2 separate regions of the Homo sapiens genome follow, and region 2 is linked to region 1. A link is an interaction called in ENCODE POLR2A ChIA-PET data of the cell type or tissue named here. Cell type or tissue: PC-9. All regions are shown on one strand. Each heading gives the region's core, and the rest is flanking DNA. Links, peaks and the distances in the headings are about the cores only. Region 1 has its middle 35 kb from the start of MIR1538. Region 2 overlaps WWP2 (WW domain containing E3 ubiquitin protein ligase 2).

The links. Peaks named below come from ENCODE experiments on the same cell type or tissue, not always from the same donor. Only the 100,000 strongest peaks of a DNase experiment are listed, where the experiment ranks them.
Region 2: POLR2A ChIA-PET joins it to region 1 with 23 read pairs; 2 of 35 experiments call an interaction of 5 or more read pairs at or near these places.

What each region holds. Positions count from the first base shown.
Region 1 is chr16:69,524,622-69,536,768 of GRCh38, reverse strand. No RefSeq gene overlaps it. Among named protein-coding and RNA genes, the nearest start is that of MIR1538, 35 kb to the left of the region's middle. RefSeq lists enhancers at 5,809-6,103, 5,683-6,392, 5,662-6,861, 6,849-7,143. In PC-9, for the core only: no CTCF peak of the experiment used is centred there; DNase peaks (open chromatin) are centred at 5,928 and 7,028; H3K4me3 peaks cover 380 bases; H3K27ac peaks cover 4,535 bases.
Region 2 is chr16:69,766,817-69,778,963 of GRCh38, reverse strand. All of the region lies in intron 1 of WWP2 (WW domain containing E3 ubiquitin protein ligase 2), which reads right to left. Among named protein-coding and RNA genes, the nearest start is that of WWP2, 11 kb to the right of the region's middle. RefSeq lists an enhancer at 5,481-5,680. In PC-9, for the core only: no CTCF peak of the experiment used is centred there; no DNase peak of the experiment used is centred there.

The sequences.
Region 1 (12,147 bases), core at 2,312-10,311:
GAGGAGACTATGGTCCAGAGAGAGGAAGTATCTGGCTCAAAAGTGTACAGCTGCCTGGGCATGGTGGCTCATGCCTGTAATTCCAGCACTTTGGGAGGCTGAGGCAGGAGGATCACTTAAGCCCAGGAAGCTGAGGCTGCAGTGAGCTGTGATTGCACCACTGCACTCCAGCCTGGGTGATAGAGCAAGACCCTGTCTCAAAACAAAAATAAACAAAAATAAAACTGCACAGTTATTTGTGGCAGAGTAATTCTCAAGCATCTTGATCTCCTCTTTCCCCTATATTTGAGAACAACAAAAGACAATATAATATACATATTAATTTATATTTTACATATATATTGATATATATGCAATGTGGGGATCCTGAACAAAAAAAGGATGTTAGTAGATAAACCAGTGAAATCCTAATGAAGTCTGGTGTTTAATTAGCAGTAATAAACTAATATGGGCTTCTTAGTTTTGACAAGTGTTCCATGGTTATATAAGATGATCACATTAGTGGGAACTGGGTGAGGAATATACAGAATCTCTGTACTATTTTTGTATCTGTTCTGTAAATCTAAAATTATTTCAAAATAAAAATATCATTTAAAAAAGACGTAATAAATGTGCATAAAAACAGGTTCAAACAAAACAGAAGTGTTTAAAGAAACCACCACCAAAAAAAGAATTAAAGTTCTTTCTTTCTGCCTTATGATGCTGCCCCTAATTTCCAACCACTTTTAATAGCAGAGTGTGTCTTTGGGTATATTTATGTTAATTCAAATACACAGAGTTTTAAAATATTCTATCTCATTTCAACAATGAGAGATAATCATATGATAACAATCATATGAAATGGGCATGACAATCAAATGAGGAAACCGAGGCTCAGAGAGGTTAAGTACCTGGCCCAGAGCCACAGCTAGTAAACAGTAAATATCAGGGACTAGATTTAAAGCAGACTCTGACTCCACCTAACTCCAAAGGCCATGCTGTTTGCAGGGTCTGCTAGAGCTGTGGAGTGGATGAGTGGGAGCCCGTTTGTGTTCTCCAAGTCACACGCTCTGGCAGGGGCTGTGTCTGCTTAAAGGACAGGTGCCACCCTTTACTTAGCATGAAGGCTCTCTATGGACAACACCAGCCCTCCTCCTTCCCTCTATCCTATGCCAAGAGGAAGGTGATGCTGGCCATGGCCATGATCGTTGTAGAAAATAACGAGTGTGATTGAGGATGTTTCAGGTTGTCAGCAGTGAAGGATGCGAACGGAGGTATGTTCTGTAAATATCAGGAAACACAGGAGTATGAGATCTCATAACATGTTCTAGCAAGCCCATATTCTGCAGATGATGGGTGCGCATTTTGGGTCCTTTGGTGTGAACCAATAGCAGAGGATTCCAAACAAAATACATTCAGCTTTCTTTCTCAAAGCAATGTGCTCCACTTGCTAGGAATGGAATTTTCACACATTTAAGGTCAAAATGAAATTTCTGGGAGGGATCTGTGAATCATCTAGCCAGTCACCACTTGCAGGGGCCTCTGAATGGGAGGAAATCAGGACAACAATATGCTGAGTTTTTCACCACTGGCTGCTGGGCAATTCAGGATATTGAGCCCTGTGTGACCTTCCCAACAGAAAAATCACCTTTGGATACAATAGCAGAGTGGTGTTCAGAATAATTCCCTAGAAAAACAAACTAAGTTTTGCACCTTAGAAAGGAGGAAACTACAGTCTGTCTTACTGTCCTTCACTCTGTGCCAAACCCTGCATTAAGCACTTTTCTGTGCTCTCACTTGTTCCTCACATCACTTTGTGAGGAATGTTCAGTACAATTATCATGCCCATTTCACAGATGAGGAAACTGAGCCCAAAGAGGAGAGGTATCTTACCCATTCATATTCCATAACCAGCTAAGAAACAATTCCGCATCACTGGGTGCGGTGGTGCACGACTGTAATCCCAGTACCTTGGGAGGCCAAGGTGGGCAGATCACCTGAGGTTGGGAGTTCAAAACCAGCCTGACCAACATGGTGAAACCCCCTCTCTACTAAATACAAAAAATTAGCTGGGTGTGGTCGCATGCCTGTAATCCCAGGTACTCGGGAGGCTGAGGCAGGAGAATTGCTTGAACCTGGGATGCAGAGGTTGCAGTGAGCCACGATCATGCCACTGCACTCCAGCCTGGGCAACAAGAGCGAAACTCTGTCTAAAAAAAAATAATAATAATAAAAATCAAATTCAAAACAGAATACATTCAGCTCACACCAAATCCTTTCCTTTTTTTTTTTTTTTTTTTTTTGAGATAGTCTTTCTCTATCGCCCAGGCTAGAGTGCAGTGGCTCAATCTCACTCATTGCAACTTCTACCTCCTGGATTCAAGTGATTCTCCTGCCTCAGCTTCCCGAGTGGCTGGGACTACAGGCGTGCACCATCATGCCTGGCCAATTTTTGTATTTTTAGTAGAGATGGGGTTTCACCATGTTAGCCTTGGCTGGTCTCGAACTCCTGACCTCAAGTGATCTGCCCGCCTTGGCCTCCCAAATTGCTGGGATTACAGGCATGAGCCACCACACATGGCTTGTAGTATTATTTACAGTGAAAACTGGAAACAATTTAAATGCCCATAATTAGAAAATGATTGATCATGGTATGTTCAAAAGATGGCATACGATACACATGTTAAAAATCATCTTTCTTTTGCCTTATAGAAATATTTATCAATCTAGCATATGGCATATGTGCACAATACAAATGTAATATGACATTCAAGGATGTAATTGCTAAGATTGCCATATCATTCTCTTTGGTATAAGAAAATAATAGATTGAGTATCAGAATCTGAAAGGCACAGGACTCCAGGAGAAAAGGAGTCCAGGAAAAGATAGAAATGCTCTTTAAAGGGCATCACGATATAGGACATGTGTGCAATTAGCTCAGTCTTGAAAAGCTTGATGTAAGATTAAAAAAAAAAAAATCACCAGCATCCTTAATTGTGTACACATTTGTTGAGTGCTTACTATACGCAGACACTGGAGACTCAATGATGGAGAGAAAACGTTCCTATCTTTCTGAGCAATGCAGTCTGCATAAGAAGGCATTGTTGGCCAGCACAATGGCTCACACCTGTAATCCCAGCACTTTGGGAGGCAGAGGCAGGCGATCACTTGAGGTCAGGAGTTCAAGACCAGCCTGGACAACATGATGAAACCCCATCTCTACCAAAAATACAAAAAAATAGCTGGGCGTGGTGGCACATGCCTGTAATCCCAGCTACTCGAGGGGCTGAGGCAGGGGAATCGCTTGAGCCCGGGAGGTGGAGGTTGCAGTGAGCTGAGGTCACACCATTGCACTCCAGCCTGGACAACAAAGTGAGACTCTGTCTCAGAAAAAAAGAAAAACAAAGAAGTAATTGCTCTATCTAGTCTGTGGGTAGCATCAAATGACTGAGTTAGGAAAGATTTTCTCCATCTGATAATACTTAGAGGGGTGGTTCTCCAAGTGGGGTGATGTTCCCCGCAGGGGACATTTGGCAATGTCTGCAGACATTTTTGAATGTCACTTCTGGGGGGCGGGGGAGGAGTGCTTCGGGCACCTAGTGGTAGAGGTCAGGATAGTAAACATCCGACAAAGTACAGAACACCTCCTAAAACAAAGAATTATGTGGCTCAAATATCAATAGCGCTGAGATGGATAAACTCTGACTTAGACCATCAGGATTCTTTCTTGGAAGTTACAGAGTTACGTTTCATGGTGGGAATGGGGAGGGAGTGTCCCACAAGGAGATGGCAGCCTTGCAGAGACGTGAGTGCAGGAGGGAAAAGGATTTACCTGGGTGATCGGGAAGCTTGTTAGGCAAAACTATGGGTGGAGACAGTCCCAATTTACTGAGAATGCTACTCCAAACGTTAATTTGTAAATTGCTTCTTTGGCATATCTTGGATCCCTTCCATGCCTCCTTCCAGAAGGAGACCATATGTTAAAAATGAAAGGCTCTGGAGATAAAATCAAAAGACCTGGGTTGAATCTCAACTTCATAATCATGAAAATCATTTTACTTTTCTAAGCCTCAGTTCCCACTTTTGAGAAGTGGGGATGCAAATGCTACCCCTCCCACTGCTGAGAAGAGAACAGTTGTTTGGGCTGCTTGGCTCTGGATACAGGCTCATGTGTAACTCTGACATTGTATGTTTATAACATATCAATAAATGAAAAGGGTGGTTATAAAGCAGTACATATTGTATGCATCCAATTTTTGTTCAATGTGAATGTCTGCTGAGAAAATAGTCGGGAAGTAATTATATCAAACAGCTAACATAAATTGTTCTTGAATGGCCAGAAACAAAAACCAAACCAAAACACGAACCAATATATTACCTTTGGTATTAGATAATAAATACATGTTATTGAAATTCATAAAAGTTATCTTTTTCAAAAGAGATTTTATGATATGAGAAATACTTAGGATGTAATTTAAGCAAAAACAAAAGCAAGTTAGAAATTGCATGAACTTGCCAGACAAGGCTCATGCCTGTAATCCCAGAACTTTGGGAAGGAGGATTGCTTGAGGCCAGAGTTCGAGACCAGCCTGGACAACACAGTGAGACCCCACCTCTAAAAAAATGAAAAAGAAATTAGCCAAGTATGGCAGCATACATCTGTAGTCCAGCTACTTGGGAGGCTGAAGCTGGAGGATCACTTGAGCCTAGAAGGTCAAGGCTGCAGTGAGCCATAATCATATCACTGCACTCCAGCCTGGGTGACAGAGTAAGACCTTGCCTCAAAAAAAAAAAAAAAGGGGTTGCACAGGCTTGCACTGTTCAACATGGTAGTCACCAGCCCCACGTGCCTACTGAACACTTGAATGTGGCTAACTCTGAATTCAGATGTGCAAGCATGTAAAATATCTCATTTTTAATTTAATAATCATAAAAATTGCTAAATGTTTATATTGATTATATGATAAAATGATATTGTTGAAATATTTGGTTGAATATAATATATTGTGCAGTGGCTCATGCGTGTAATCCCAGCACTGTGGGAGACCAGGGCGGGCGGATCACCTGAGGTCAGGAGTTTGAGACAAGCCTGACCAACATGGCGAAACCCCGTCTCTACTAAAAATATAAAAATTCAGCCAGGTATGGTGGCAGGCACCTGTCATCCCAGCTACTCAGGAAGTTAAGGCAGAAGAATCGCTTGAACCCAGAGGTTGCAGTGAGTCAAGATCATGCCACTACACTACAGCCTGGGTGAGACTCCATCTCAAAAAAAAAAAAAAAAAAAAAAAAAAAAAAAAAAAATATATATATATATATATATATATATACACACACACACACATACACACACACACAATTTCACCTGTTTTTATTTTTCTTTAATGAGGCTTCTGAAGCATTTTAAATTACATATATGGTTCACACCTGTGGTTTGCATATTTCCTTTGAATAGTGCTGATATAGACTGCAGAAACTTGACTATATAATGAAAAAATACAGAGAAAAAAAATAGAATGGAAAAATACCAAACTCATCACTGTGATAAAGTTTAAACGATAGGATTATAGGTGATTTTTTCTGCTTCTTTGCATTTTTCTGCACTTTCAAATATTCTACGGGGTCCAGATCTCCCTGTGATAATTTGGAAAAGGGCAAAAGGAGTCTAGAATCTCTCCTGTACTCCTGGGGCAAAAACTATTCTTCCTTAAAAAGATTACATCTTATGGGGACTGTTATTTTGTGAATTAAAAAATGGGGTGCCAGCTAGTCTCCATGGTTCTGGGTATGACGGAGAAGGTCCCACATTCTGATCCCTGCTCTGGGCGAGGAGGGGCATCTTCCTCCTGCCTTCCCCACAGAGAAGGAACCAAGGGTATGAGAACTATGAGAAGCAGCTCCGTGGATGCTCAGAACATCCCTGGGCAAGGAAGTGAGTCATCCGGTGAGTCAGCCCCGCCGCCCTGCTTTCATTCTTGGGATTGTTCCATGTCACTGCTCCTCTCTGTTACCCTTTCCCCCCCACCCCCGCATCACATGTGTGGTCTCAAGGCAGCCCAGGCAAATCGCACTAAGAAGGGCTCCTGGGTGCTCAGCACCTAAAGTGGGTCATTCATGGCACTGCCTGCGGTCACCCACAAGCTCGCCTCTTACTCTCATGTCAACTCATCCGGCAAAGGTGTTATTAGCATTCCCATTTCACAGATGAGAAAACGAGACAGAGAGAGGAGAAATACTTGGCCAAGGGCTCACAGGTAGGAACAGACTGGGTCCTGAGATTCAAGTTCAGGCTGATTCCAAAGCATGTGTTTCCTAGAACTTTCATCTAGGTCTGCCACAAACAGGACTGGGAAGTAATATATTTTTTTTTTTTTTGAGACGGAGTCTTGCTCTGTCGCCCAGGCTGGAGTGCAGTGGCGCGATCTCGGCTCACTGCAAGCTCTGCTTCCTGGGTTCACGCCATTCTCCTGCCTCAGCCTCCCGAGTAGCTGGGACTACAGGCGCCCGCCACCACGCCCGGCTAATTTTTTTGTATGTTTAGTACAGACGGGGTTTCACGTGTTAGCCAGGATGGTCTTCATCTCCTGACCTCGTGATCCACCCGCCTCGGCCTCCTAAAGTGCTGGGATTACAGGCGTGAGCCATCGCGCCCGGCCAAGACTGGGAAGTAATTAACTTGTGTCTTCCAAGCCTCCATTGCCCTAGATTTCAGGAGCCTGAGACCTTCATAAGGTCTGATCGCTCTCTTACAAAACAGGTCTCTGGGAAAGAGTCTAAGAATCTGATATCAGACATTTACAACGAAGTATGAATTTAGGCCCATCATTACTCCTTCGGTGAAAACCTGCAATGTGAAGTCTTATTCCAATTGTGGGGTGAAAGACTAAAAGGAATGTCTACCACTGGAATACACACTGGGGAGATGTCTGGGGAAGAAAGGGCGTGTGCTTAGAGCTACTCTCTGTTGAACCGGACCAGGAGCCACCCTGGGCCATCTGCTCGGGAACGCAGTCTTGCTTCCAGTTTACTAAACCAGGTGGGTGGGGCCAAGGCCCAGGAAGCAGACGCTCATGTGATGTAGCTGCCACAAGAATCCCACCCCCTACAGATTCCTCCAGTGGAGAGTCACACCTAGGGATTAAGCATTTCCCTTTCTTTTCAACCTTTTGATTTTTTGGTAATTTAATGTTTTTATAGGTAATCTGTTCACATGGTTCAAAAATTATATACATTACACACACACACACACACACACAATTTTCTTTCTCTTTCCCTTACCAAGTCCTCCTTCTCCCTAATTCTTATCCCACTCCCACAGTCTCTGATGTTATTAGTTTCTTGTGTATCTTTCCAGAGTTTCTTTATGCATATACAATAAATGCACACATGCACACACAGCCACCCTTCTTTTTATACAAAAGTTTCAGGCTCTTTTTACAAAAGTAAAAATGCTACAGGGAAGAACACATTGCAATAAACACTTGAATTTAAAGGAATCTAGCCGGGCACAGTGGCTCACATCTGTAATCCCAGCACTTTGGGAGGCCAAGGCGGGCAGATCACCTGAGGTCGGGAGTTGGAGACCAGCCTGACCAACATGGAGAAACCCCGTCTCTACTAAAAACACAAAATTAGCCAGGCGTGGTGGCGCATGCCTGTAATCCCAACTACTTGGGAGGGTGAGACAGGAGAATTGCTTGAACCCGGGAGGCAGAGGTTGCTGTGAGCCGAGATTGCACTGCTGCACTCCAGCATGGGCAAGAAGAGCAAAACTCTGTCTCAAAAAAAAAAAAAAAAAAAAAAAAAAAAAAAAAGGAATCTATAGGTATTTTCTTTCTGGGGCCACTAACTAGGCCCCAGTTTTTTTTTCAGCTTTTGCGTTTTTAATGTCAGGTTTAATAATGCATAATGTACATGCAGTAAAATGTATCCTTTTTAGTGGGCAGTTCTGCAAGTTGTCACAAATGTATACAGTCTCACAGCCACTACTATGATCAAGATGCAAAAGGGCCCGGCGCAGTGGCTCACGCCTGTAATCCCAGCACTTTGGGAGGCCGAGGTGGGTGGGTCACATGAGGCCAGGAATTCGAGACCAGCCTGACCAATGTGGTGAAACCCCATCTCTACTAAAAATACAAAAATTAGCCGGGCATGGTGGCGCATGCCTGTAATTCCAGCTATTTGAGAGGCTGAGGCAGGAGAATTGCTTGAACCCAGGAGGTGGAGGTTGCAGTCAGCCAAGATCATACCACCGCACTCCAGCCTGGGCAACAGAGTGAGACGCCATCTCAAAAAAAAAGAAAAAAAGATAAAAAAGACTTCTCCCACCCCCACCACCAAATTCTTTGATGCCCCTTTGCAGTCTCCTCTATTGCCACCCCCAACCCCTAGCAACCATTGGTATGTTCTCTGTGCTTCTAGCTTTATGTTTTCTAGAATGTCTCATAGATGGAATCATACATCATTCCACAAAAATATGCACTCTTTTGTGTCTTGCTTTTCTCACTTGGCAGAGTGCATGTGAGATTCATCTCTGTTGTTGTTGCATATGTCGTGCATGTTAATAGTCTGTTTCTCGTTATTGGCGAGTTGTATTCCATTATTTGGATGTACCACAGTTTGTTTATCTGTATATCAGTTGAAGAGTTAAAGGACATTTGGACATTCATTTGGGTTGCTTGCAGTTGGAGGATATCATTTCCATTACTTCTCTTCTTTTTTTTTTTTTTTTTTTTGAGACGGAGTCTTGTTCTGTCACCCAGGCTGGAGTGCAACGGCATGATCTCGGCTCACTGCAACCTCCGCCTCCTGGGTTCAAGTGATTCTCCTGCCTCAACCTCCTGAGTAGCTAGGACAACAGGCGCCCGTCACCATGCCCAGCTGATTTTTTTTTGTATTTTTAGTAGAGACGAGGTTTCACCATGTTGGCCGGTCTCAAACTCCTGACCTCAGGTGATCCACCTGCCTCGGCCTCCCAAAGTGCTTGGATTACAGGCGTGAGCCACCCTGCCCGGCCTCTCTCTCTTTTTTTTTTTTTTTTTTTTTTTTTTAGTGATAGGGTCTCACTCTGTGGCCCAAACTGGAGTGCAGTGGTGCCATAATAGCTCACTGTAGCCTGAAACTCCTGGGCTCAAGCAATCCTCTCACCTCAGCCTCTCAAGTATTAATAGCTGGGATTACAGACACATCACTGCCCCTGGCCATCTCATTTTTAATCTTTATAATAGCCCCATGACTTGGACTCACTAGCCTCATCCTAGAGGGGAAATCTGAGGGCAGGAGAGGTTCAGTGGCCTGCCCTCCCACATCACTCAGTGGATAAGTGGCAGAGATGGGATCTGAATTCAGATTTGACAGGAAAAAACCTTCTGCTGGGAACGGCGATGTGATCCTGTCTTCCTGCCACTATGTTCAAAGGAGCCAAAGACACCTAAGCTGTAAGGGCTAAAGGTATTAATAAAACACAAACTTCTCTTTCTAATTTTGGCTCCCTTACAAGAATTCAGACTAGTGGTGAGAGGAAATACTAACAGGGGCCCCTCTAGGCTGGCAGCACGCTCTACTGCCTTGAGCCTACCAACTTTCCCAAAGGGAATGATTCCTAATGTTTTCGAGTGGGTATGGAATGTGCTCTTAAAAGTTTATAGTTCACTTAATACGCATCATCTCATCAAAGAACAACTTCACAGAGGGGTGGACCTGGCTCTCCCTGCAACCCACCTACAGAGCACGGACACCTGGTGAGCTTCGTGCTCAAGCCTATGAGTGACCCTTAGCATTTCCCTCAATTCTGAGCCGTACACCCCTCCCCTTGTGCAATGACAACCTGGCAATTCCATACGCCCTCCTGGCACGCCTGGATTGGCAGGGTGGTGGCCTGGAACGCCAGTCCTCCTCTTGGGAGTTTGTAAGGAATTAGGAGGGCCATATGAGCACCCAGAATGGGGCCTGGCACCCAGGAGACAGGCAGCAAATATTCTTCCCCTTCGCTTTGCTTAATACAAGAGTCAGGTACCATGCCAGCAAACGAGACACTGGAGGTTAGACCAATGTGCTGCGTGCCACAAGCAAGTCACCTCCTACTCCAATGCTTGCAGTTTCCACATTCATAATGTGGAGCAGGTCCAAGTTCATTAAATGGCATATAATTATATATGTAGCCTTTCTTTCAGGTGAAAGAGGAGGGATTAAGGAAAAAAAAACTCTATAATCTCCTGGGTACCCAGAGGGCCTTGCCCACCCCAAGCAGAGAAAAGATTTTACAACCATAGAGAAGCTATCAGACGCAGCTGGAAGAGACCTGAATCCTATTGATCACACAAAGCCAGGCCCACAAGGGGACATGAAAGAGTGTTTCACTGGTCATAGAATAAATAGATTTTCTGTGTCACACTTATTGTAGAAGTCTCTATAAAGTGGATTGTGGAGATAGCGACCTAGAGGGCACAGATACTTCACTGGGGTGAAATGAGACCATTGTGTATGAGCCAGCGGTCTCATGTTAATTCTATTTGGCCCACACATAGGGTGACCAACTCATCCTTATGTGCAGTGGAAGTTCCACATCCCAGCCGGGCGCAGTGGCTCACGCCTGTAATCCCAGCATTTTGGGAGGCCAAGGTGGGCAGATCACCTGCGCTCGGGAGTTCGAGACCAGCCTCACCAACATGGAGAAACCCCGTCTCTACTAAAAACACAAAAAATTAGCCAGGCGTGGTGGCGCATGCCTGGAATCCCAACTACTCAGGAGGCTGAGGCAGAAGAATCGCTTGAGCCTAGGAGGCGGAGGTTGCGGTAGCCGAGATCGCGCCATTGCACTCCAGCCTGGGCAACAAGAGCAAAACTCCGTCTCAAAAAAAAAAAGAAAGAAAGAAAAGAAAAGAGAAAGAAAGTTCCACATCCCAGGAAACCCCTTATCCTAGACATCACAGGAAACAACTCAGTCCTGGACAAACCGGGATGGTTGGTCACCCTTCTTACATGATCATTTCTTAAAGCCGAATTCATAACCAACATTCACAACTGAGAGGATTTCTCATGAAATATTCCAAATGTCCAGAATCTCTTAAAAACTGGACAGCTTGGTAACTCTGCACCCAAATTTTGCACATGGAAACAATTGGCTGGTGTTGAGCGGTAGCAGCTTCTCCCCGATGGATCAAGCACTCACTGCTTTGCCACAGTCCCCATCACTCCTTGTCTTACATACACCCGTCCACTTCACTCCAGGTATTACCTGCCTGGCTCCTGTAGCATTAGAGTTTGCAACCCTTGAGGTAAATGTACTCTAGCCTTTGAAGAGCTTACAAATTTAAGAGATGGCCGTGCACAATGGCTCTCACCTGTAATCCCAGCTACTTGGGAGGCCAAGGTGGGAGGACTGCTTGAGGCCAGGAGTTTGAGACCAGCATGGGCAACATTGGGAGACTCCTGTCTCTATAAAAATTTTTTTCTTAAAATTATCCGGTTTGGTGGCATGTGCCTATAGGCCCAGCCACTCCAGAGGCCAGCCTGGGCAACAGCGGGAGACCCCCGTCTCTAAAAAACAAACAAACAAAAACTTAAGAGACGAAACTTTTAAAAGCTGACCCTGGGTTACTCCTTTCCAAATGTTCCAAGATAGGAATATTTTAGTGGCTACAAAACACCATCAATTTTCTTCTTCTTTTTTTGAGACGGATCTCGCTCTGTTGCCCAGGCTGGAGTGCAGTGGCACAATCTCGGCTCACTGCAACCTCCACCTCCCCGTTCAAGCAATTCTCCTGCCTCAGCCTCCCGAGTAGCTGGGATTACAGGTGCATACCACCATGCCCTGCTAATTTTTGTATTTTTAGTAGACACGGGGTTTCACCATCTTGGCCAGGCTGGTCTCGAACTCCTGACCTCAGGCAATCCACCCACCTCGGCCTCCCAAAGTGCTGGGATTACAGGTGTGAGCCACCGCGCCTGGGCAAAACACCATCAATTTTCTTACTTGTGCTCTTACTTAATAAACAAAGTAATGTAAACAGTGAGACTTTACACTGTTTGCCATAAAACTTAGTGGTGGTGGTGTTCAACGTAAAAAAAAAAAAATTAAAACTCCGCTGTTTTCATCTTGAATTGACCCTCAAGCACAAATTCTAGTTGCAAGTAATAGAAACCGAATCTAAAGTAGTTTCAGGAGAG
Region 2 (12,147 bases), core at 1,469-9,468, 240 kb before region 1:
AATAAATAAATAAATAAATAACCGGCCAGGTGTGACAGCTCACACCTGTAATCCCAGCACTTTGGGAGGCTCAGGCATGCGGATCACTTGAGGGCAGGAGTTCAAGACCAGCCTGGCCAACATGGTGAGACCCCCGTCTCTATGAAAAATACAAAAATTAGCGAGGAGTGGTGGCGCAACTATAATCCCAGCTACTCGGGAGGCTGAGGCAGGAGAATTGCTTGAACCCGGGAGGTGGACGTTGCAGTGAGCCGAGATCGCACCACTGCACTCCAGCCTGGGCAACAGAGCGAGACTCTGTCTCAAGAGAAATAACCGTAACTATAGAAAGGAACAGATCCCATCCCCATCAAAGTACTTTCGACCTCTCAGCTTTTGCCTCCCATCTTAGACAAGGTTCCTAATGCGTATTAGGTCCAAATCCCCACTATCCACTACAAGAAGCTTAGGAAACCTGAGGCCCAGACTTCACACTCTGTCTCAGCAACACGAACAGATGACTCCGTACACGTACTCAAGTAATTTCTCCCCTGCTAATAGCCATGGAAAGTAATTGCATCCTAATCACTCCAAAACTCTGAGTGAGCATAAGCTTTGCTGGAAGAGGGAGAAGGGGGTCAATGTTTAAAATATAACTAAAGGTTACCAGATGAACAAAGTATTTCATTATTGAAGAAACTAATGGACTTATTGGGAGGGGGATGGGAAAGTCAAAATGTCCCCCTTTACTAAGTCTGGTAGATCTATTGAAATTTCTCAAAAAAAAAAAAATATATATATATATATATATTTATTTATAGTATGAGTGTGTATGTATATATGTGTGTGTGTGTGTATCTATGTGTATGTATATACATGTGTGTGTGTGTGTGTATATATATATATATATATTTGAGACAGGGTTTCACTCTGTCACCCCAAGCTGGAGTGCAGTGGCACAATCATGGCTCACTGCAGCCTCAACCTCCTGGGCTCAAGCAATCCTCTCACCTCAGCCTTCTAAAAGGCTGGGACTACAGGCACCAGCCACCAGACTCACCTAATTTTTTAAATTTTTTGTACAGATGAAGGGGGTCCCTATGTTGTTCAGGCTGATCTGGAACTCTTGAGCTCAGGCAATCCTCCCACCTCAGCCTCCCAAAGTGATGGGATTACAAGCATGAGCCACCACACTTGGTCTCAAAAATATAAATAACATATTTATATATAATATAAATACAAACAACATATTTCCTCTGAACTTATCCTCTACATAAATCTTGACAAGCATTTTAAAAATAAAATACAAACTAATAGGGTAGAAACTATAAAAGTTGTATACCAAACTATAATAAATAAAAAGATTTTTTTAAAAGAAAATATAGGCCGAGCACGGTGGCTCATGCCTGTAATCCCAACACTTTGGGAGGCTGAGGTGGGTGAATTGCTTGAGGTCAGGAGTTCGAGACCAGCCTCGCCAACAGGGTGAAACCCCATCTCTACTAAAAACACAAAAATTATCTGGTCGTGGTGGCAGGTGCCTGTAATCCCAGTTAATAAGGAGGCTGAGGCAGGAGAATTGCTTGAACCCAGGAGGCAGAGGTTGCAATAAGCCAAGACCGCACCACTGCACTCCAGCCTGGGTGACAGAATGAGACTCCGTTTCAAAAAAAAAGAAAATATAAAAGTATATCACACACAAAGGAAAGTATTATTTCACAAAAAGTTTTACCAAATAAATATACATGTATATATATTAATAGGTGCATATATGATATCTCCATATGTATATTGTATATACACATATGTGTATATCCATATGTGTATTGTATATACACATATGTGTATATATATCCATATGTGTATTGTATATACACATATGTGTATATATATATCCATATACTGTTTTAAAATAAATATACATACATATATATACACACACACACATATACTGTTTTAAGATATAAAATGTATGTCTTACTAAAGGTTGCAGTCAAAAAAGCTTGAGACTACTGGTCTACAACAATCCCATCTAAGGTAGGGTTTTAGATTAAACAAACACTACAGAACCTAATAAGCAAATACTACACTAGGGACTAATTTCATTCAGAGAAATGTCATCAGTTTATTATAATTTTTTTTATTTTTTTTTTTTCGAGATGGAATTTCGCTCTTGTTGCCCAGGCTGGAGTGCAATGGCACAATCTCGGCTCACCACAACCTCCGCCTCCCAGGTTCAAGCAATTCTCCTGCCTCAGCCTCCAGAGTAGCTGGGATTACAGGCATGCACCACCACGCCCAGCTAATGTTTTGTATTTTTAGTAGAGACGGGGTTTCTCCATGTTAAGGCTGGTCTCGAACACCTGACCTCAGGTGATCCGCCCACCTTGGCCTCCCAAAGTGCTGGGATTACAGGCGTAAGCCACTGCGCCCGGCCTATTATCATTATAAGTTAAGAAACTTCCCACATCTAGGTAACAATCTCTAGAGCTTAGATAAGAGGCATTCATTCATTTGACAAATATTTATTGAGCATCTATTATGTACTCTGCACTGGTTTTGGTGCTAGTGGTATACTGCTGAATAAAACAGAAGAAAAAATCCTTCTTTACAAGATTATCCTGGTAAAGAGTCAAGAAAGATTCCCTCCTAGCTCTAGTTGTGGGAAGTAACCATAGTGAAATAGGCCCAGAGCAATGGCCTACTCTCCAGGGAAGAAGACTTTACCAGAGCCTTATCCTACCTGGTGGAAGAGAAGTCCCCTGACTCCAGCCCTCTTTAGCCTTTCTGTTTCATCTAAGGGGAGAAAAACAGTTAAATATGAGTGACAGTCATAGCCTGGGACACAGGCCCACTAAAAGACTAGGATTTGACCATGAGGCTATAGAATGCTTCCCCTCCCCCATACTTTGCTGTCACACCAACAGGGCTCCAGTACAACAACAGGGAATTAGGGCTGAAAGGCATACACTCTATTTAAGAAGGAGTTTTTAGGGAAAACCAAAGATAACAGGGGAGACAGAAACAAGGACACTAGAGGAATTTGAAGCCTCAGATACCAACAGTTACAGCAATCATTAAACACAGACCAACTCTTAGCCAGATTAACATGAAACACCATACTAACAATACTAATGGACTATTTATCTCATTTCCTATTACCTAATACATCATGTCCAGCTTTCTTTTTTAAACAAGAACTAGGGAGGGGTAAGGAAGAGGAACTGATCAGCAGGAAGAAGGTCAATGTCTAGCTCTCAATGAAAAATTACAAAACACACTAAAAGGCAAGAAGAAACAGTGTGAAAAAGAAATAAAGCAAGCATCAGAACCTGACTCAGATAGGACAGATTTTAGAATAATCAAACAGGTAATGCAAAATAACTATGATTACTAGGTTCAGGGCTCTAATGGAAACAGCAGACAACACATGAGAATAGATGGGCAATGTAAGGAGAGATATAGCAACTATAAGAGTCAACAGAAAATGCTAGAAATCATAAACACTGTAATAGAAGTGAAGAATGCCTTGATGGGCTCATCAGTAGACAGGACATGGCTGATGGGGTTTAAGATACCTTACCCCAAAACATGACACCTTGGCATTTAAGAAAACAGGAAAAGCAGGAAGTCACTCTCAGCTTCCTCTCACCCTTCTCCCATAAAGCAGGTCATAAAGCCTATGAAAGATTTTCTGACCTTCCCCTGAAACGGGTCATATGACCCTCCTTTGAGAGATGCCCTCCTTATACCCCAAGGAAAGAAATATCCTTCTCTGAAAACAAAAGGACACAGAGAAGAATCTGAACAAATAGGACTTGTTAAATTTCCCCCAGTGTATTACCAGTCAATCATACCCCTTTTGTCCAATCGTATTTCTCCACGATTGTCCACTCTTCATCAAACCTAAACATAAATACACATTATCTGTTTCTCCAGGTCTTAGTCACGTAAATTTATATGATATAAATTTGCATGCTTTTCACTTTTTCTTTTCTTTTCTTTTTTTTTTTTTTTTGAGACAGTCTTGCTCTGTCACCCAGGCTGGAGTGCTGTGGCGTGATCTCAGCTCACTGCACCTCCACCTCCCAGATTCAAGTGATTCTCATGCCTCAGCCTCCTGAGTAGCTAGGGTTACAGGTACATGCCACCATGCCTGGCTAATTTTGGTATTTTTAGTAGAGATAGGATTTTACCAAGTTGTCCAGACTGGTCTTGAACTCCTAGGCTCAAGCCATCCTCCTGCCTTGGCCTCCCAAAGTGATGGGATTATAAACGTAAGCCACAGCACCTGGCCAAAATAGAAATTAAAAAGGCATGAACAGGAAGGTCTCACTGAGAAGGTGACATTTGAGCAAAGATCTGAAGAAGCTGAAGGAAGAAACTGAGAGTATCTGCAAAACATTCAGATAGATAAAAGGGTATGATGGCCAGCAGTGGTGGCTCATGCATGTAATCCCAGCACCTTAGGAGGCCAAGTCAGGTGGATCACTTGAATCCAGGAGTTCGAGACCAGCCTGAACAATAGGGCAAAACCTCGTCTCAACAAAAACCACAAAAATTAGCCATGGTGGCACATGCCTGTAGTCACAGTTACTCGGGAGGCTGAGGTGAGGTGGGAGGATCGCTTGAGCCTGGGAGGTCTAGGCTGCAGTGAGCTATGATCACGCCACTGCACTCCAGCTAGGTGACAGAGCAAGACCCTGTCTCAAAAAAAAAATGCTGTTGAGGTGACAGCATGTCTGGGGAATACAAGGAAGGAAAGAGGCCAATGTTGGGTGGAAATGTAAGATGGAAAGAATAACAATAAGATAACAGATGTAATTGAATGTGTAGAGTTAGGTTAAATTATCCTTAATGAAGGATCAAATGCCTTGGAGCAGTGGTTCTCCATCCTTTCTAGACATCTGAATTATCTGGGGAGCATTAAAAAAAAACAACACTGACCACCAAACCCTACCCTCAGAGATTCCCATTTAATTGGTCTGGGGTGGGCCAGGGACAGCTGTGTTATTTAAAAATTCCCCAAGTGATCCTAATATGAAGCTGGGTTGAGGACCACTGGTTTACTGTTAATGAATTTGTTGAAACCTCAACTAATGTGACTGCACTAAAAGGAGTGCTTTAGACCTCAGCTAATTTGGCTGAACTAAAAAAATGCAAAAAATTTGCATAGAAAATTATGCAAATGAAAAACTGGGGCAGCTGGGTGTAGTGGCTCATGCCTGTAATCCAAGCACTTTGGGAGGCTGATGTGGGCAGACTGCTTGAGCCCAGGAATTCGAGACCAGTCTAGGCAACATAGAGAAACCCCATTTCTACAAAAAATACAAAAAATTAGTCAGACATGGTGGTGCATGCCTGTAGTCCCAGCTACTCAGGAGGCTGAGGTGGGAAATCACCAGAACCCAGGAGGTCAAGGCTGCAGTGAGCTGTAATCACTCCACTGCACTCCAGCCTGAGCAACAGAGGAAGACCCTGTTTCAAAAGAAAAAAAAGAAAAGGTGGCTGGGCGTGGTGGCTCATGCCTGTAATTCTAGCACTTTGGGAGGCCGAGGTGGGTGGACCACATGAGGTCAAGAGTTCGAGATCAGCCCGGCCAACATAGTGAAACCCAATCTCTACTAAAAATAAAAAAATTATCTGGGTGTGGTAGTGAGTGCCTGTAATCTCAGCTACTTGGGAGGCTGAGGCAGGAGAATCACTTGAACCTGGGAGGCGAAGGTTGCAGTGAGCCAAGATTGTGCCATTGCACTCCAGCCTGAGCGACAGCATGAGAGTCATCTCAAAAAAAAAAAAGGAGCAACGTGTATCGGTAGGAACAGAATACAATGAAGGAGCTCCCCGTCAGGACTGTTGCTAAGGAAACAAAGTAGTAGCGACACTAGCGTCTTCCCAGAGGCCAGTTCTTCCCTTAGCCTTCCAGGAGCTCTCAATACACAGAGCAGACTACACATACATTTATCTCTGTTCCCTTCTCAAACTCCATCAAAATGACAGGAAGCAATACAAAAAGGTGAAAACCCACAGAAAGGGAAAAAAACACAACGGAAACAGCAGCAAAATTTTGGAAAATGGTTCCAGTGTGTCGAAACTGAAACTTAGCTGCCCACAAGAGAGGTCAACAGAAGGCAAGCAGACTGGCAATGAAGAATTCCAGAAAGGGTCAATCACTGGTGGTGAGGCAGGAGGGAGGACTCGACTCAGGACCAGACTGAAGACTGGCTGAAACAGGGAAGAGGCACCAAAAGCACCTCCCCACAAGACACACCCACCAGTGCCATGACAGTGTGCCAATGCCATGGTAATGCCCCAGAAGTTACCACTTTTCTAGAAATGTCTAATAGCCCACTCCTTAACTTGCATATAATTAAAACTGGGTATAAATATGACAGCAAAACTGCCCCTGAGCTGCTACTAGGGACACACTGCCTATAGCGTAGCCCTGCTCTGCAGGAGCAGTCACGGAGCTGTAACTCTGCTGCCTCAATAAAGCTGTTTTCTTCTACTACCAGCTTGCCCTTGAATTCTTTCCAGGGCAAAGCCAAGAACCTACCCAGACTAACCCCCAGTTTTGGGGCTCACGTGCCCTGCATCAGTAGTACAGGTACCTCCGAAAGTAAGGGCAGAAGTGGGGCTAAAAACAGGAGGACTGGCAAAAGCCTATCTTGGGAATGATTAGAGTCCCAGAGTCCCCTCCCCACCCAGTTCAACCAAGCAGTTGCCCCTTCCTAATCCCAAGCAGACTTTTAGTCCAGCACTTTGGGAGGCCGAGGCAGGCGGATCACCCAAGTTCGGGAGTTCGAGACCAGCCTGACCAACATGATGAAACCCTGTCTTTACTAAAAATACAAAATTAGCCAGGTGTAGTGGTGCGTGCCTGTAATCCCAGCTACTTGGGATAGGCCGAGGCAGGAGAATAGCTTGAACCTGGGAGACAGGTCATGGTGAGCTAAGATCACACCATTACACTCCAGCCTGGGCAACAAGAGCAAGACTCTGTCTCAAAAAAAAAAAAAAAAAAAAAAAAAAGACTAAAAAGACTTTTAGTTTCTCAACAGGTGAAACCAAACTCAAGACTTCAGGCATAGTTGACAATAGGGATAAGGCACCATATTGACCCAGCGAGACAGTGAAAGTCTACATTATAAACTGAAAAGGTCAATTTCCCCCACCCAACTCACCTTCCCGCACTTGGGTCCTAGCATACATGTGTACTTCACACCTAAATGTCAACAAACATTGCAGAAGTCCTTGGCCAAAAAGCCAGATATAAAAACAAACAGAGAGAAAAAGAGAATTGTTTTTCAGCAATTGACAAGCTGATCCTAAAGTAAGGAAATGCAAGGAACCCAGAATCGCCAAAACAATCTTGAAAAAGAACAAAGTTGGATGACTAACACTTTCCAATTTTAAAACTTACTACAAAGCTACAGTCCTTCAGGCTCTGTGCCTCATGCCTATAATCCCAGCACTTTAGGAGGCCCAGGCGGGTGGATCACTTGAGGTCAGGATTTCGAGACCAGCCTGGCCAACATGGGGAAACCCCGTCTCTACTAAAAATACAAAAATTAGCCGGGCATGGTGGCAGGCACCTGTAATCCCAGCTACTCAGGAGCTGAGGCAAGAGAATAGCTTGAACCCGGGAGGCGGAGGTTGCAGTGAGCCAAGATAGCACACTGCACTCCAGCCTGGGAGACACAGCAAGATTTCATCTCAAAAAGAAAAATAATAATTATTACAGAACTTTTGACAGGAGAAAACAACTACACATCAGATTAAGCTAGTGGCAGCTCCTGCAATACCTGAAGCACCTGATCACTTTTATCACCCTACCTCAGCAACAACCTTTCAGACCTGTCAATCTTCTGGAGGCTAATAAGCTGAACCACTCATTTGCCTTTGAGTGATCCAGAGCAAGTTACTTACTGAGAGGATGGAGAGGAAAAAGCAAACTCAGTTTCTTCCTGCTATACTCTCACAACACAGAATACTACCTTTTTTTTTTTTTTTTAATAGAGACAGGATTTCACTATGCTGCCCGGGTTGATCTCAAACTCCTGGGCTCAAGCGATCCTCCTACCTCTGCCTCCCAAAGTGCTGGGATTACAGGTGTGAGCCACCACGCCCAGCCCCACAGAATACTTCTGACACCAGATGTGTGGGAGCCCCACATACCAAGTAAGCAATCAATTCTGCAGCTGGCAGACACCAGCTGGGTGTCCTCTAATTCAGTTCCTACACTATCCACCTGGAAATAGCATCAGATCCCACAGGTTTAGTTCCCCAAGACTGCCCCTGACTTGCGACATCAATTGCAAGCTCCAGGTTGTTTTACCCGTGCTTCTGACCAACCGGCTATAAATCGAGGTTCTTAGGATTGATAAATTTGCTAGAGCAACTCACAGGACTCAAGGAAACACTTTATTTGCATTTACTGATTTATTATAAAGGATATTATGAAGGATACAAATGAAGAGACGTAGGGCGAGGCATGTGAGAAGGGGCACAGAGCCTCCAAGCCCTCTCTGAGGGTGCCATCCTCCAAGAACCTCCACGTGTGCAGCCATCCAGAAGCTCCCCAAACCCAGTCCTTCAGGGTTTTTATGGAAGCTTCATTACGCAGGCATGATCAATTAAGTCACTGCCACTGCAGATCAAGTCAACTTTCAGTCCCTCTCCCTGTCCCAGAGGCTGGGTGTGGGACTAAAAGTGCCAACCCTCTAACTACAAGGCTGGTTTCCCTGGCCACTGGCCCCCAAATCCTGAGACTATCCAGGAGTCCCCAACCAAAGGTCAATTATTAGCACACAAAAAGACACTGACCAGGTGTGGTGGCTCACACCTGTAATCTCAGCACTTTGGGAGGCCAAGGCAGACAGATCACCTGAGCTCAGGAGTTCGAGACCAGCCTGGCCAACACGGCGAAATCCCATCTCTACTAAAAATACAAAAATTAGCTGGGTATGACGGCATGTGCCTGTAGCCCCAGCTACTTGGGAGGCTGAGGCACGGGAATCGCTTAGAGGCTGCAGCGAGCCGAGATTATGCCATTGCACTCTAGCCTGGGCGACACAGCGAGATTCTATCTCAAAAAAAAAAAAAAAAAAGACACTGATCACTTGGGAGATTTCAATGATTTTAGGAGTTATAGGCCAGGAAATGGGAGGAAGACTAAATATATATTTCACAAAATCATACCTACCCTCTCTAAATCTCAGTTTTCTCATCTGTGAAATGAACCCAATAATAGTACTTACTTTATAAGATTACTGTACTGACTACATGAATTCAGGTAAAGCAGAGGACACACAGTAAGAGCTCTTCAAATATCAACTACAAACAAAACCACTTCTCGATACTGAAATTCTTGGCTCTGGCATTACAAGCACCTCAATTCCTAAAATTCTTGACCCAGCTCTGAGTCAAGAAACCAGTGAACACCGATCTTGAGATGAAAAGACCTGTGTAGAAGGAGCCAGGGAAAAGCAGAAATTACACACCAGTATCAATATTTTATTTCTTGTTTTAAAAAATTTTTTTCAATATAATCCATGGGTTCACAAAGATTTTATTTCTAATTAACCAGCTGTAGAAACAGGCAGAGCTTATTTCTAACTAGAGATAAACCTTGCACCCACTTCTATTTTTTTTTTTTTTTTTTTTTTGAGATGGAGTCTTGCTCTGTCACCCAGGCTGGAGTGAGTGGTGCAATCTCGGCTCACTGCAAACCTCCACCTCCCGGGTTCAAGCAATTCTCTTGCCTCAGCCTTCCGAGTAGCGGGGATTACAGGTGCCTGTCACCACGCCTGACTAGTTTTTTGTATTTTTAGTAGAGATGGGTTTCATCACGTTAGCCAGGATGGTCTCGATCTCCTGACCTCATGATCCACCCGCCTTGGCCTCCCAAAGTGCTGGGATTACAGGCGTGAGCCACTGCGCCCAGCCTGCACTCATTTCTTGAAAGATATGCAAGGAAAAGCTCTGTCCAAAAGATTCTCCTGTTCTTCACAGGCTCATGCTACTCCAACACTAATGCTTCTTTCTTGGCCTCCTTCCTCTGTCCAGCATTGAGTTACTACCTTCCATTCTCCAAAGGCCCATATTGAAAAACAATCAAACAGAATCAACTTTGCCAAATGACATCCTTACAAAGACTAAGCACGGAAAAAGAGAAAACGGGAGGGAGCAGGGAGGTACACTATTGGAAGCCCCGTGGAATTACAGGCTAAGAATAAAAGAGGCTGACTGGAAAGCAGATCTGAAGACAAAACAAGAAGCAAAAGGCATGGGTGACTTGAGGAAGAGGACGGGCCCTAGGTCAGGACTGCCATGTCTTGGTACTTGTTATTTTTTATTTATTTAATTATTTTTGAGAAGGAGTTTCGCTCTTGTTGCCCAGGCTAGAGGGCAGTGATGCAATCTCGGCTCACTGCAACCTCCGCCTCCTGGGTTCAAGCGATTCTCCTGCCTCAGGCTCCCAAGTAGCTGGGATTACAGGTGTCTGCCACCACGCCTAGCTAATTTTTTGTATTTTTAGTAGAGACGGGGTTTCTCCATGTTGGCCAGGCTGGTCTTAAACTCCTGACTTCAGGTGATCTACCCACCTCGGCCTCCTAAAGTGCTGGGATTATAGGTGTGAGCCACCATGCCTGGCTGGTATTTTCCTAATAGTTATTATTAGTAGTAATGATTTAAATCACTGAATATTTGCTATAAACTGCGGTGGGGTGAAAAACAGGGAACTGCAACCTTCTAAAAAGATTTTGGTTAGAATCTAACCTGTCCCATCATCCAGGGGAAACATCTTCCCTTTTGTTCCCATCTTTCAGAAATTCCAGAGCCCTAGCCAGTTGTGGTGGCTCACACCTGTAACCCCAAACACTTTGGGAGGCTGAGGCAGGAGGATCACTTGAGCCCGGAGTTCAAGACCAGTCTGAGTAACATAGTGGGACCCCATCTCTACAAAAAAGTTAAAAATTAGCTAGGCATGGTGGCACATGCCTATAGTCTCAGCTACTTGGAAGGCTAAGATGGGAGGATCACTTGAGCTCAAAAGGTTGAGGCTGCAGTGAGCCATGATCATGCCACTGTACTTCAGCCTGGGTGACAGAATGAGACCTTGTCTCAAAAGCAAAACAAATAAAGAAGAAAGAAAAGAAATTTCAGAGTCCATAATGTGGAGTCCTAATAAGATAAGTAAGCAACAACGAGGAAGGGGCCTCAGGTAGGGGAAAGCCATGGACAGTCGTTCTGAGAAATGATTAATCACAAACAGCCCTCAGATGCATCAATCCCCACATAGCCCCCTCCAGCACAACCCTGTAAAACTTCCCTCCATCTCCTGCCTCTTTGCAGACAGCCCCTTCTCTGCTGTGCTGCCCATTGCTTTCTTGCAACGTGTTTTCACTTTAATAAATCTGCCTTTCTTTACCTGGTAAATTCCCTTTCTGCCTGTGACACATAATAGTCCTAAGGGACTCAAAGTCGCTCAAAAGCAACTCACTGATTTGATTCCAAAGGGAGTTTATGTTTATATAGCCACTCCACCCATCTCACTAATGATAAGTGGTAGAAGGACCAGATGTGGACTCTGAAGACCAAGATTCAAATGGCCATCTCTTTCATTTCTTAGCTATCTGACCTCGTGAGGGTCACTTCACCTCAACAAGGTTAAATGTATAAAATGGTGGGATGCCTGACAAACAACATGCATTCAATACATGTTTGAAAAAACCAATACATATTTCAAACATAAAAAGCCCATTATCCATCCATCCTGGAGGCCTAAACTGGATGCCAACCCAGGAAGCCAGACTAATTCCAGAAATTGGCACTCAAATTGATTTCAGGGGTGCTATAAAGATGCACAGTTGGAAGAGTAGCCTCATTAAGAAAAAAGAAACCCATTAGCTTGTGGTTTTCAAAAAGATTAAAAAAAAAAAAAACAAAACCCCTATTCCAGTACTTTGGGAGGCCGAGGCAGGCAGATCACTTGAGGTCAGGATTTTGAGGCTAGCCTGACCAACCTGGTGAAACCCCATCTCTACTAAAAATACAAAAATTAGTTGGACATAGTGGCAGATGCCTGTAATCCCAGCTACTCAGGAGGCTGAGGCAGGAGAGTCACTTGAACCTGGGAGGTGAAGGTTGCAGTGAGCCAAGATC